Regions from separate parts of the Homo sapiens genome. Here all the other regions are linked to region 2. Evidence: chromatin contacts called from ENCODE Hi-C or POLR2A ChIA-PET data. All regions are on one chromosome and are shown on one strand. Each heading gives the region's core, a stretch centred on a gene start or an enhancer-like site at or near the end of the contact. The rest is flanking DNA. Distances are from core to core; before and after follow the strand shown. Region 1 holds the start of MACROH2A2 (macroH2A.2 histone). Region 2 holds the start of PPA1 (inorganic pyrophosphatase 1). Region 3 overlaps MACROH2A2 (macroH2A.2 histone).

What was found. Hi-C counts contacts between places; a loop is a spot of excess contacts on that map. ChIA-PET counts read pairs that join two places held with the same protein, here RNA polymerase II (POLR2A). Pooled maps may share reads with other maps.
Region 1: a pooled map shows a loop between it and region 2 (3-fold over the local background). The contact joins the promoter of MACROH2A2 here to the promoter of PPA1 in region 2. A Hi-C loop is called at or near these places in 1 of 50 pooled maps. POLR2A ChIA-PET finds 5 or more read pairs at or near these places in 2 of 52 experiments (activated CD4-positive, alpha-beta memory T cell and activated T-cell).
Region 3: a map of naive thymus-derived CD4-positive, alpha-beta T cell shows a loop between it and region 2 (5-fold over the local background). The contact joins the enhancer-like site here to the promoter of PPA1 in region 2. A Hi-C loop is called at or near these places in 2 of 168 maps with a recorded cell type or tissue (CD8-positive, alpha-beta T cell and naive thymus-derived CD4-positive, alpha-beta T cell) and 7 of 50 pooled maps. POLR2A ChIA-PET finds 5 or more read pairs at or near these places in 8 of 52 experiments (CD4-positive, alpha-beta T cell, Caco-2, H1 and 4 more).

Annotation. Positions count from the first base shown.
Region 1 is chr10:70,051,173-70,054,941 of GRCh38, reverse strand. It overlaps MACROH2A2 (macroH2A.2 histone), which reads right to left and starts at 2,096. Exons shown (of 9, transcript NM_018649.3): 1 at 1,942-2,096.
Region 2 is chr10:70,231,739-70,235,436 of GRCh38, reverse strand. PPA1 (inorganic pyrophosphatase 1) reads left to right here and starts at 2,008. Exons shown (of 11, transcript NM_021129.4): 1 at 2,008-2,173. The coding sequence starts at 2,110. RefSeq lists a silencer at 1,797-2,366.
Region 3 is chr10:70,090,582-70,094,118 of GRCh38, reverse strand. MACROH2A2 (macroH2A.2 histone) reads right to left here. Exons shown (of 9, transcript NM_018649.3): 4 at 2,165-2,362; 5 at 274-384. Among named protein-coding and RNA genes, the nearest start is that of MACROH2A2, 40 kb to the right of the region's middle. RefSeq lists a cis regulatory region at 3,003-3,016 and an enhancer at 2,937-3,081. Within about 2 kb of position 1,903, at least 5 of the 41 ENCODE cell types and tissues checked have a DNase peak (open chromatin) inside an H3K27ac peak, as active enhancers do; they include CD4-positive, alpha-beta T cell and CD8-positive, alpha-beta T cell, where a contact is called at or near this core.

The DNA.
Region 1 (3,769 bases), core at 847-3,346, 180 kb after region 2:
AGTCTGACAATTAATGGATCCAGGTGAGGTGTAACTGTGGTAGGATAGGAAAAACCAGAGAAGAGGAGAACTGGGCATGTTTTAAAAGGAAATTTGGCTACAGGAAAGAGGGGTTATGAAGATGTGAATTATGCGACTCAAGATAAACTTTTCCGCCGGGCAGTGCCTCTATTTATTTATATGTAATTTTAGGCTAAAACAATTCTAAAAATCACCAGTATGTTTCCAAATCTTGGAGCTCTTAACATTTAGTTTGAAAATAAAAAGTGTGTTAAAACGGATTGAGAATTATGTGTAGCTTAGTTTGTGGTTCAAAACAACACACACGAAGACACGTTCTCGCTCTTAATAATGTTTTCTTTTTCTCTCACCTATTGAACCGTTTCAGTAGCAACTGTGCAGCCCAGTGAGGTGACAATTGGATTTCAAAACAAACACAAATGAGCAAAGTGAGGAAACCATTTGCCGCGGTGGACTAATGGCCCCTAGGGGATCCTGGGGTCTGTGGGGCTTAGAACTGGGCCCTTGTTTTGAATTCCTCTGAGGTGGACAGAAGCTGGAAGGACACCTCAGTTCCAGCGTGGCTGTGACAGGGTAACTGCCCTTAAAATCAGGGCAGCGGAGCCACGGTTCCCATCGCGTCCCCTCAAACACTCAGGGCCCCGCACTTTGGTTTCTCAGCCCATTTCTTCTCGCGCCTTTCATCCCTTCACTCATCCAGGGCCGTTGCCAAAAAACCCTGGCAAGGACCAGGCCTCAGTCAGGCCCACGGTGGTCCACTGCACGCGACGGGAAACTCCTGGAGGAAGCTCGTTTGGCCCTTGGGGAACCAATGCCCCTTTGGCCATTGTTGTAAGGAACAAAGAGGGCAAGAACTGAGGGCGCCCCCCCAAGGAAAGGCGGGGGAGGACACCCACGGGCGATCCGGGGGGCTGGCCGGGCTGGGGCTGAGGTGCGCCGGGGCTGGAGGCTGGGAGCCGGGGGAGGCAGGGCTGGTCCCCAACCGCCGCGCCCCGCGAGCGATACGCACGGCGTCCGGCGCCCGGCAGAGCCCTTTCCTGCGCCGCAGCCAGTTTACTTTTATTCCCTTTTTCGATATTTTTATTATTATTATTTTTTCCCGCGCAAAGCGGGAGCCAGACTGCCCAGGCGAGCCACGGCCGGGCCGCCATTTCCCGGTGAAAGCGCAGCGCGCGTCGGCACCGGGCGCCCCGGAAAGGGAACCGAAGGGGAGTGCCCGGCCTCGCGCCCTCTTCCGCGCCGGCCCCGGGGCGCACGCCCGCCCGCGGCGCCCGGGTGTCCGCGCAGCAACCCCCAGCCCTCGCCCCGCCACCCGGCGTCCCCGACCTGACCTTCCCCGGCGCGGCCCGCCCCCGGACTCGGGTCCCTAACCTCCGCCCGGCTGCTCCGCGCCCCCTCCATTGTCAGCCTGGAGCCGCCGGCGCCCTGCCCGGGCACCTTCAGAGGCCCCCGAGCGGCCCTCCCCGGGCTCCCTCGGGCCCTGCGCAGCCCCCCACCCATCGCCCCGTGCCCATCGGCGGCCGGGCGCCTCCGTCCTCCCGCTCCTGCGCCCGAAACTCCGCATTCCCAGGAGACCTCCGCTTCCTCCGGGTCCAGCCTCGCCTGGGGCCCGCTGCTGAACCTCGCATCCCTCCTCCTTCCCCTCTCAGTACCCTCGACGCCCCCGGCCCCTCGCTGGCCGCAGGAATTTGACCACTTCTTTAGCAGCCCCCCCTTTATCGCCCAAGGAAGCAAGTTGGGCAGCTGGATTTAAGAATTTGTTTTTGCAGAGGGTGGGTCGGCTATCGAGGGTGCGCCCGCAGGGGCTCGGGGGAGAGGCAGAGGTGGTTCTCTCCGGCCCCTGCACTGCCCCGGCGGCGCGTTTTGTTTCCAGACCCCGGAGCACCCTAAACAATAATGCCATCGCCATGGCGGGCTCACCTGGTGCTGCGCCGCCTGCTCCCGGCGCCCGGTGCCCTCTGCGCGCCCCTCCACGGGCGCAGGTTTGGCCCACGCGGCGCCGGTGCCGGGCAGGACTCTTTGCCTTTCTTTGGGTTCTATCTGTGCGTGTCAATGGCGGCAAGCGGCAGTTCTCTGGGCCGCGGATAGTAGCGGGGGGAGGAGGAGGAGGGAGAAGGGATTGCTCCTTCTCCACATAACCACCTCTAGGAGGAGTTGCTCAGCCTCATCCCCCGCCAGCCCAGGCTCCGCGACGGGTCCGGGGCTTTCGGTGGGGCTTGATGAGCTATTGTCCTTCAGGAGTATTAATGGTGAAACCGCGCGGCCTCCGCGTACTTGGCCGATCTGCGAGACGAGCCGAGGGCCACTCGCTAACATGAGGCTTTCCCCAGAACTGGGCACAAACGCGCTATGGTCGCGATCCAGTCTCCTGTTAGCTGGATCCACCTTTGGTGGGAGAAGGTGGCGTGGGCGTTCATCTGGCAGCTCTGGGGAGAGTCTTCGAAGGGGAAAGCGAAAAATGCCACCTTCTATATTTTTGTGTCCTTAAATAATAACAAGTACATTAACGTTTGTGTCCACCACTGGGAAGAGTGCATAGGGCGGCCACAGCCACGAGAGCTGAGAATTTATATCCGTGCCTGTAGGCTTTTTAGAAATTAAGACCGATTTAGAATCCAGCGTTGCATAATATTTGGAGAGGCAGATGTATGTTTTGGTGGGTGAGACTGTGTGTATGGGCATAATTTTTAATTGGGTTGCTTTACAAGGTGTTAATTTGCAATATCCCAACGGGTATTTAGATGAGCGCGAGGCTATTGTCTTCAGGACCAGTTTTTATTAGTTACTAGAAAATGCATCTTTATGGGGGTGTGGTGGACACTGTCGGGTGTGATAATGGGGATTAGCAGTTGCTGTGTTCCTAGTGGAAGCCAGTCTCGGCTTTGTATTGTGAGTTGTTGGCCAGGGCTCCATGGCTGGAGGGGAGTCAAAAGAATGTGTTTATTTCAGTGGGAAATACTAACTTGCTGTGGACCATCCAGGTTTCCTCTGATTTCTCCTACAGTCAAAGGACTGTGAGAGGCAACATTTTGATCCCTTCCAAAAAGAGAAACCGGTGCAAACAGAATTCTCCAGCCTTGGCCAAATGGCTGATTTTTAAAGCTGTTACATTTGGTAATATTGTGTATATTTGCTACTACAAACTTGTAACTATTTAGGCAGTGGGGACTTTGGAGTGACTGAAAGCCTCCCAGTGCCTGAGTGGGAAGAACTCATGCCTACCACCCTCTGCGTCTCTACTAGTTAGTTAATCATGGCTATTGCTGGCGTTTATAGATAGCGGGTTAGGTTTAGAACATGTGCATTTTAAAGTGTATTTGCTGAGAAATCAGCCATGTTTCTCTCTGACTTCCTCCAAATCACGCATATATCATCAACATATGCATAAGCCTCTATTTCAGTCTCCTATGGCTTCTCAAACTCCCCTGGACTCAACAGTCTCTGTTTCTTGGGGCTTCCTTTACTCTTTTCCTAAGCCTTTCACGCCCTCTGTGTATGACCTCACTGTTCTTTGTCTTGGAAGGTATTTTCCAGGTCAGATATCCAGTCAGGATAAAGTCTTCTTTCCCCAAGATGTATATTTAAAGGGTTTCAAATGATCCCCTGGGGCATCCCATAATGATGTCCTTTCCCATTCCTAAAGAAAGGGTCTCTCTTCTTATACCTTCAGGTGTCCATTCTTCACCAGAAATAACCATCAAGCCAACATTCAAGAGAGTTCAGGAGTTTTCTATGAGTGCTTGAAAAA
Region 2 (3,698 bases), core at 759-3,258:
GTCCTTTTGGGCCTATGGGCTCACTACACTTGCCTGCAAAGGAAAGTTACAATTCACCAGGGCTGGGTGTTTTACCAGACCTGATAATGACTGGCTCTCTGAATACATTCGATGAAACAAGAGCCAGTGTGCAAGTCTGGAGGTCAGTGAGACTTTATTATCTTGCTCTGAGCTGGCAGGAGGCAAAGGGAAAGTGTATGTAGAACATTATTATTGCATCACTGCTGTCTTCTTAAGTCAGTCACAGATGAGAGTCTGGGTTTTTCCAAGAAAATTGGTTCCATCTGCTCAAAGGCAGAAAAGTGATAGAGCAGTTCAATCAAAAGAGCATCCCCTTAAAATATTCTTTGAACTTGATCCTACTTTTTTTTCTGAAACAGAGTCTCGCTCTGTCACCCAGGCTGGAATGCACTGGCGTGATCTCAACTCACCGCAACCTCCGCCTCTCGGGATCAAGTGTTCTCCTGCCTCAGTCTCCCGAGTAGCTGGGATTACAGGCGCGTGCAACCACGCCCAGCTAATTTTTGTATTTTTACTAGGGACAGGGTTTCACTGTGTTGGCCAGGCTGGTTTCCAACTCCTGACGTCGGGTAATCCGCCCACCTCGGCCTCCCAAAGTGCTGGGATTGAAGGCGTAAGTCACCGCGCCTGGCCTTGACCCTAATTATTGACTAAACTATTGCTTCGCTAATTTTTTTTCCTGCCCTTCTGTTTTAACAGCAGTAAAACAGTGTGGTGAAATGTTCAAAAAATCAGTGAATCACAGCCTTCTGAAAATTAATGGGTGTCAGTGAGGTTTGGGAGTTGGATGGAGACAAAGGGAGCGACACCATAACTAACTGGAGATCTTACTAGGTTTTCATTTAATATTCATTTTTTACAATAGACATTGTTTGGAAAAAAGGGTTTAATTCAAAATGTCATTAAGGCACATTATCTTTAATGTTCTAGAAAAAGTTATTTAAAGAAATCCTGGCCATGAAATTAAAATAAATAAATAAATAAAACCAGGCATTCTTTGAAATGTGAATAATAATTTGCTAATTTATATTTAGGATTGTGGATATACTTTTTTTCTTTTACATGTATTCCTGGGGAGGTAAGTGATGCAAATATTTTCCCACTGCCTCAATCAGACTTTAGTTTTTGGGGTCTGGCCTGATATGATGGAATATAAACAGGAAATCAAGATCAGAAGAGCCTGTCCCTGAGAACACTCCTTCACGGGACTCTAGCTCACGCCTGGACCTTCCCAGTGCTTCCATCTGAAGCCCCTGGAGACCCAGGTGGGTTAAGTAGGGTGGCAGGGGGGATGGAGGGGGCGGGGGGCGCGGGGGCGTAAATCCTCCCCCACTGGGGAGGGTGACAGTAACAACTTCCAGATTGTTTACAAAGATACAGGCTCTGCTTCAGGCATTTGACGTGTATTAACTCGGGTAATCATCCCAGTAACTCATGAAATAGTTATATTATTATCTTCACTTCCCAGATAAGCAACGGAGTGAGAGAGATTATAGAAAGTGGAGAAGCGAGTACCTTACTAGTAGCCACTAGGGGTGTCAGTAATATGGCTCAACTTTGTTACGACGGATCAGAAAAATGCTCACCTTTAAGACCGCAAGCAGAGCCTGTCTGGGGAAGCAGGTGACTTATCAACGCCTTTTGAGATAAGGAATAGGACTGCGGGGAGGAGTGTGTGAGAATCAAAGGTGAGTTCCCTGTGTGCGTGGTCGGCGGTCAACTCCTAGCTAGTCCAAGCTTAGAGCCTGCGCATTTGCCCTCCCGGGTCAGAGCCCAAAGCCGAAGGAACAGAACCAGCGCCGGCGGCAGCCACGTGGCCCAGCCTCTGAGCCCTAGCTGCCATCGCGGAGGCTGGGCCCGAGGGGCGGGGCTGGGGAGTGCGGACACCCGGGCCTGGCGGAGTGCGCCTGCGCACGGGGTTGGCCCGGCGGGGGTGGGAACACTAGCAGAGCCGCGTTAAAGGCGCTCCCCGCCCCGCCCGCCGGTCCAGTGCTCGCAGTGCGCAGGCGTGGGGCTCTCTCCTTGTCAGTCGGCGCCGCGTGCGGGCTGGTGGCTCTGTGGCAGCGGCGGCGGCAGGACTCCGGCACTATGAGCGGCTTCAGCACCGAGGAGCGCGCCGCGCCCTTCTCCCTGGAGTACCGAGTCTTCCTCAGTGAGTGTCTGCGGCCCGTGGCCCCTCCGCGCCCGTCCGCCCATTCATTCCCGGGCCTTGCCTCCCCGGGAGGGTGCGGCCCGCGCTCGGCCCCAGGTCTCCGACGCGGGCCCGTCTCCTCGGGCGCGTTGTGGGGCCTGGCCGGCCTCACATTGCATACTTGCCGCCGCCGGTCGGGGCGGCGAGGGTCGCCTCCGGCCATCCCTCCCCGCTGAACGGAGATGGTCCCTTTGTCACGCCTCGGGGTACCCGAACCTGGGCCCAGCTAGTTTTGCAGGTGTCTGGCTCTGACAGGGTCTGTTGGGAAAAGGAAATCACCGACCCACCCTAGAAAGGTGCTTGGAAGTAACATAATTCCCGTAAGAGGATTGCTCAGTTTGGAGAAAAGGCGACTCCGGGCCGGGGGGGGCAGTGACTTCCTAAAGACCTTAATTCCGCCGCCGTAGCTCAGATTATCGGCGCTGAGCGGAGCCAAGTCCACCCCCTCGTTTTACAGACGGGAAAACTGAGGCCCGGATCGGGAGCCGTCTGTGAAGGCGCTGGACCGGTCCTCCGCGGCCCGGTCGTGCTCCTGCCTCTGCGCCGCCTGTTTTCCCTCAGCGCCGATGCTGGGAATGCTCCTTATGAAACAGAAAGCTGTTTCCCTCAAATCAAACAGATGACGTCAGTCTGGAAACAAGACTGAGAAAGTGCCAAGTTTTTACCTTTGCAGGATTCGGCGTCTAGGGGGTACCTACCCCGGGTCCTGCACCTAGGGCTGCACGGGGAAACCGGGAGGCTGCATGCTGGCGCCCTCCACGCTCCTTAGGGCACCACGTTTTTTTGGCCTTGTAGGTGGAGGAAAGCTACTTGGGGTTTTTCTTTATCCTCTTACTCCCCCCACCCCCAGCTACTAGGAGTAGATTATGGGCGATAACGGAGGCGTTCGTAAATGTGTCACCACAGGCGCTTCTATTGTAACCTCTTTACAGTTTTATTTGGAAGGAAATGGGCAGGTGCCTCGAACTCTGAGTTGGTGTATGAAGGAAGGGGAAGCGGGGAGTAGAGGAGACGAATGAATAGGCATTGAAGGAACAAAAAGTAGCCTGGTGCGGGAGGAAAAGGAAAGCGAACTGTAAAGCTTACACATCTAGCCAAAGGTTAACTATCAGGTAAAATCCAGGAAGGGTGAGAACTACCCCCCACTCTCCATTTTATTTAATTTTGCAATTAAGCAGCAAGGACAGTCCAGTAACTTTTGACTAATAATTCATGGGACTGTTTTTCTGGAAATAGTGTTGGCTCCAGAATTTCTCTGTAGGAAAGGCTTACAGAGGTGACTGTCTGGTTTGAAGGTGAGGGGTGGATCTTCAAGCTATATATGCAGAACAAACACACTGCTTTTACTTAGGTTATTTATTTGCAATTAATATTTGGTGGCCGTTATGGGAGACCAAAGCTACTCCTAGAATTTGGCACTAGCTGAAGTAACTGTTTTTATCAAGTGGAACTCTCTGGAACTTAAGAAATACTAATAATTAGAACC
Region 3 (3,537 bases), core at 654-3,153, 140 kb after region 2:
AACCAGTAATGCCATCCTATCTACTGACCAGAAAGAGCTTCCATGCTCACCCTTGTCTGACCAATGTTAGCGTTAACAATTCTCAGCAAAAAAGAACAATTCTCACTCTCACAATGCTGACACTGCCACAGCTCTTTAGTTTAAAAATGAATAATTCAAGACTGCAGTGAAAATCATTATCAGGGGAGGAAAGGAGGCATCATTGCTTGTAAACAGTAGGTTATAAAAATACAGTGGTGTTTTAATATAGCACAAGGCAATTCTCTTTGTTACCTTCTGTCCCAGAACAAGGCTCTTAGAAGACAGAATGGTGAATCCATCCCCTGGCCCATCTTCAGAGGTGGAATTTGAAGTTCCTTCTTTATCGCTGTCCTTTGGTTTGGACTGTCGGTAAAAATCAAAAGGCAAGATGAGAACCAATCCAGAAAAAGCCTGAGGTGCCTTTATTAAGCTCTTCTCACGGCTGCCACCAAGTTGAATATGAAAGGAAGTGGTTAGGTGATGTGTTCTGCTGTTTCTTGAAGGAGGGGAGCAAAAGTCAGCAATATAAGGAAAGAAAAGGGTACCGCAAAATAGCAAAATAGAAAGTGTGTTAAAGGGCTCACACATACCTGCAGTCCTCACCTACCCCTGTGCACCAGCACATTGTCCTTGCTCATTTCAATGCCTGCAGCTCACGACGACAAGCATCGGAGCTGGGTGGGGCCGTTGATAGCCCATTGCTTAGCCTTCTTTCTCCCCAGGATTTCTCGGGGCACAGAGGCAGTGTGGAATGAAACATCCACAACTTCTACAGTAGGGTTGTCCAATAGAACTTTCTGTGATCGTGGAAATATTCATCTTGATCCTCAATAATGTTGCTGAGTGCTTGAAATGTGGCTGGTACAATCAAGGAGCTGAATTTTAAATTTGATTTAGTTTTAATTCAAATCCAAATAGCCTTGGCTTGTGTGCCTTAGCTCACACTTATAATTCCAATGCTTTGGGAGGCTGAGGCAGGAGGGTCGCTTGAGCCCAGGAGTTTGAGGCTACAGTGAGCTATGATCTCGCCACTGCATTACTGTACTCCAGCCTGGGTGACAGAGTGAGACCCCTGTCTCTTAAAAAAAAAAAGCCACATGTGACCAGTGGTTACTGTACTGGGCAACATAGGAAAACATTATTCTATCAGTGGCATCTCTGAGCTAAGCTACCTAGTATATCAAGCTAACCCAAACACCTAGTATATCAAGTATATGCCAAACACCTGAAATTCCACTGGCGGAACTCAGGGAATGCCTGCAGGAGACTAGAGGCTGTTTGGAAGGCAACACAGAGCTCTGCAGAGAAATAAAATGCAGGTTCCTGGCTATCATCGCTCACTTCAGATTTTGCTGGGGGTAGTAAAAGGGATCTGAAAACCATCCCTGCTTAGGGTTTGGAAACCTAGAGAAGACCCATTTCAGCTCTAACCTCAAAGGCCCTTTATTCTTTTACCTGTACATTCTTGTCATTTTCTTCCGGCACCAAGCTGCAAGAGTCCTCGGTCCTTCAGAGGTGTCTGCTACGAAGTCATTGTCTCATCTTTAAACTTCCCTCCTGTTCTGTGAGCGTCTTAGTGTCTGCCTGGGCTGCTCTAACAAAATGCTATAGACTGGCTGGCTCACAAACAACAGAAACCACTTTCTTTTTTTTTTGTTTGTTTAAGAGACAGGGTCTTGCGCTGTCACCGAGGCTCGAGTGCAGTGGTGCCATCATGGCTCACTGCAGCCTCTAACTCCTAGGCTCAAGCCATCCTCCTGCCTCGGCCTCCCAAAGTGTTGGGATTACAGGCATGAGCCACTGTGCCTGGCCCAGAAACTTGTTTCTCATAGTTCCGGAGGCAGGAAGTCCTTGGCGCAGGCAGGTTCTGTGTCTGGCAAGGGCTCACTTCCTGGTAGATGACGCTTTCTAGCTGTGTCCTCACATGGCAGAAGGGTCCCTCTGCCTCCCTCAGGCCTCTTTTATAAGGGGACTGTTCCCATTCGTGAGGACTCGCCCTCATGATCTAGTTATCTCTCAAAGCCCACACCTTGTAATCCTATGCCTCTGGGGTTAGGTTTCAACATATGAATTGTGGGGGAACACAGACATTCAGACCATTGCAGTGGGAGTGCCTGGCCCAGGACACGCAGCCTCGGCCTACCTTTTTGGACGTCCGTGGTTTGGCAGCCTTGGATTTCTTCCCCCCCTTCTTGCCTGACGTGGCCTTCCTGCCTCTTTTCTCTGGGGGTGGGGAGAGGATCGTTTCCGACTTGCCTTTGGTCCCTCGCTTTTTGGCCAGCAGTTCGGGGTGAATTCTGGGCAGGACGCCTCCACTGGCGATGGTCACTCCTTTTAGCAGCTGAAGAGAGAAATGCATGCGCTCATGTAGCAAACAGCCTGCTAGTTCCCAATTTCATACAGTTCTTTTTTTTTTTTTTTTTTGATACAGAATCTTACTCTGTCACCCAGGCTGGAGTGCAGTGGCGCGATCTTGGCTCACTGCAGCCTCCGCCTCCAGGTTCAAGCAATTCTCTTACCTCAGCCTCCTGAGCAGCTGGGATTACAGGCACCTGCCACCACCCCGGCTAATTTTTGTATTTTTAGTAGAGACAGGGTTTCACCACGTTGGCCAGGCTGGTCTCGAACGGCTGACCTCAGGTGATCCACCTGCCTTGGCCTCCCAAAGTGCTGGGATTACAGGCGTGGGCCACTGTGCCTGGCCTGGACTTAATACGGTTCTAACTGTTAAATGTGGCCTCCGCTTTCCTAAAGAAACTGCGTAATACACCATTTAATTGGCTTTTCCCACTTTCAGTTGTAGAGCATTTCTCCGTAGGTTAACAAGGCATCCTGTGATGTTGTACAGAAAGCAAAACGAAGTAAAGCAAAATAGAAGGGACACAGAAGTTGAAACCAGGGATGTTGCCCAGGGCTCTGGAATTCCAGACACAACACAGGATAAAAAGCTTCCCATGTGGGGAGCGCAGCTTGAGAAAATGATGTTCAAAGGTCATTGCAAAGACTAGACCCAGTTAATGATGAACCAGTGGTCTCCACAAGCTTGCACATACATTCCATCAGTAAAGTATGTCTGGCCATGCTCCTCCCAATCAATATAAGTTAATTTATCTGCAAAGAACAGACACGTACTACTCCACTAATATATTCTGCAGATTCGAAACCAACACTACCCCAAGCATGGTCTGCGACCATGGCTCACCCATGAACTGGTAGTTACCCGTCAGTGACAACAGAAGTATAGCAAGCATCTAGAAACTTTCACAGCAAACTGACAGTTATTGTATATCTGTTGAATCTGATAACAAAAAATTATGGCTTGTAGTTTGCTTTTTAATTTTTCTAGTGATTTTTATTACATTTCTGGAAATTATCAGTCCATGATGGATTGGCCATAAAAATGGCTTCTTCACTACAGTTTGAGAAGAGTGAGATTAGAAAATAAAGATAAATGAAAAGAAACAGAAATAAAAATTCTTATACTATTTACCTACCACCTTACATATACTGTAGGTG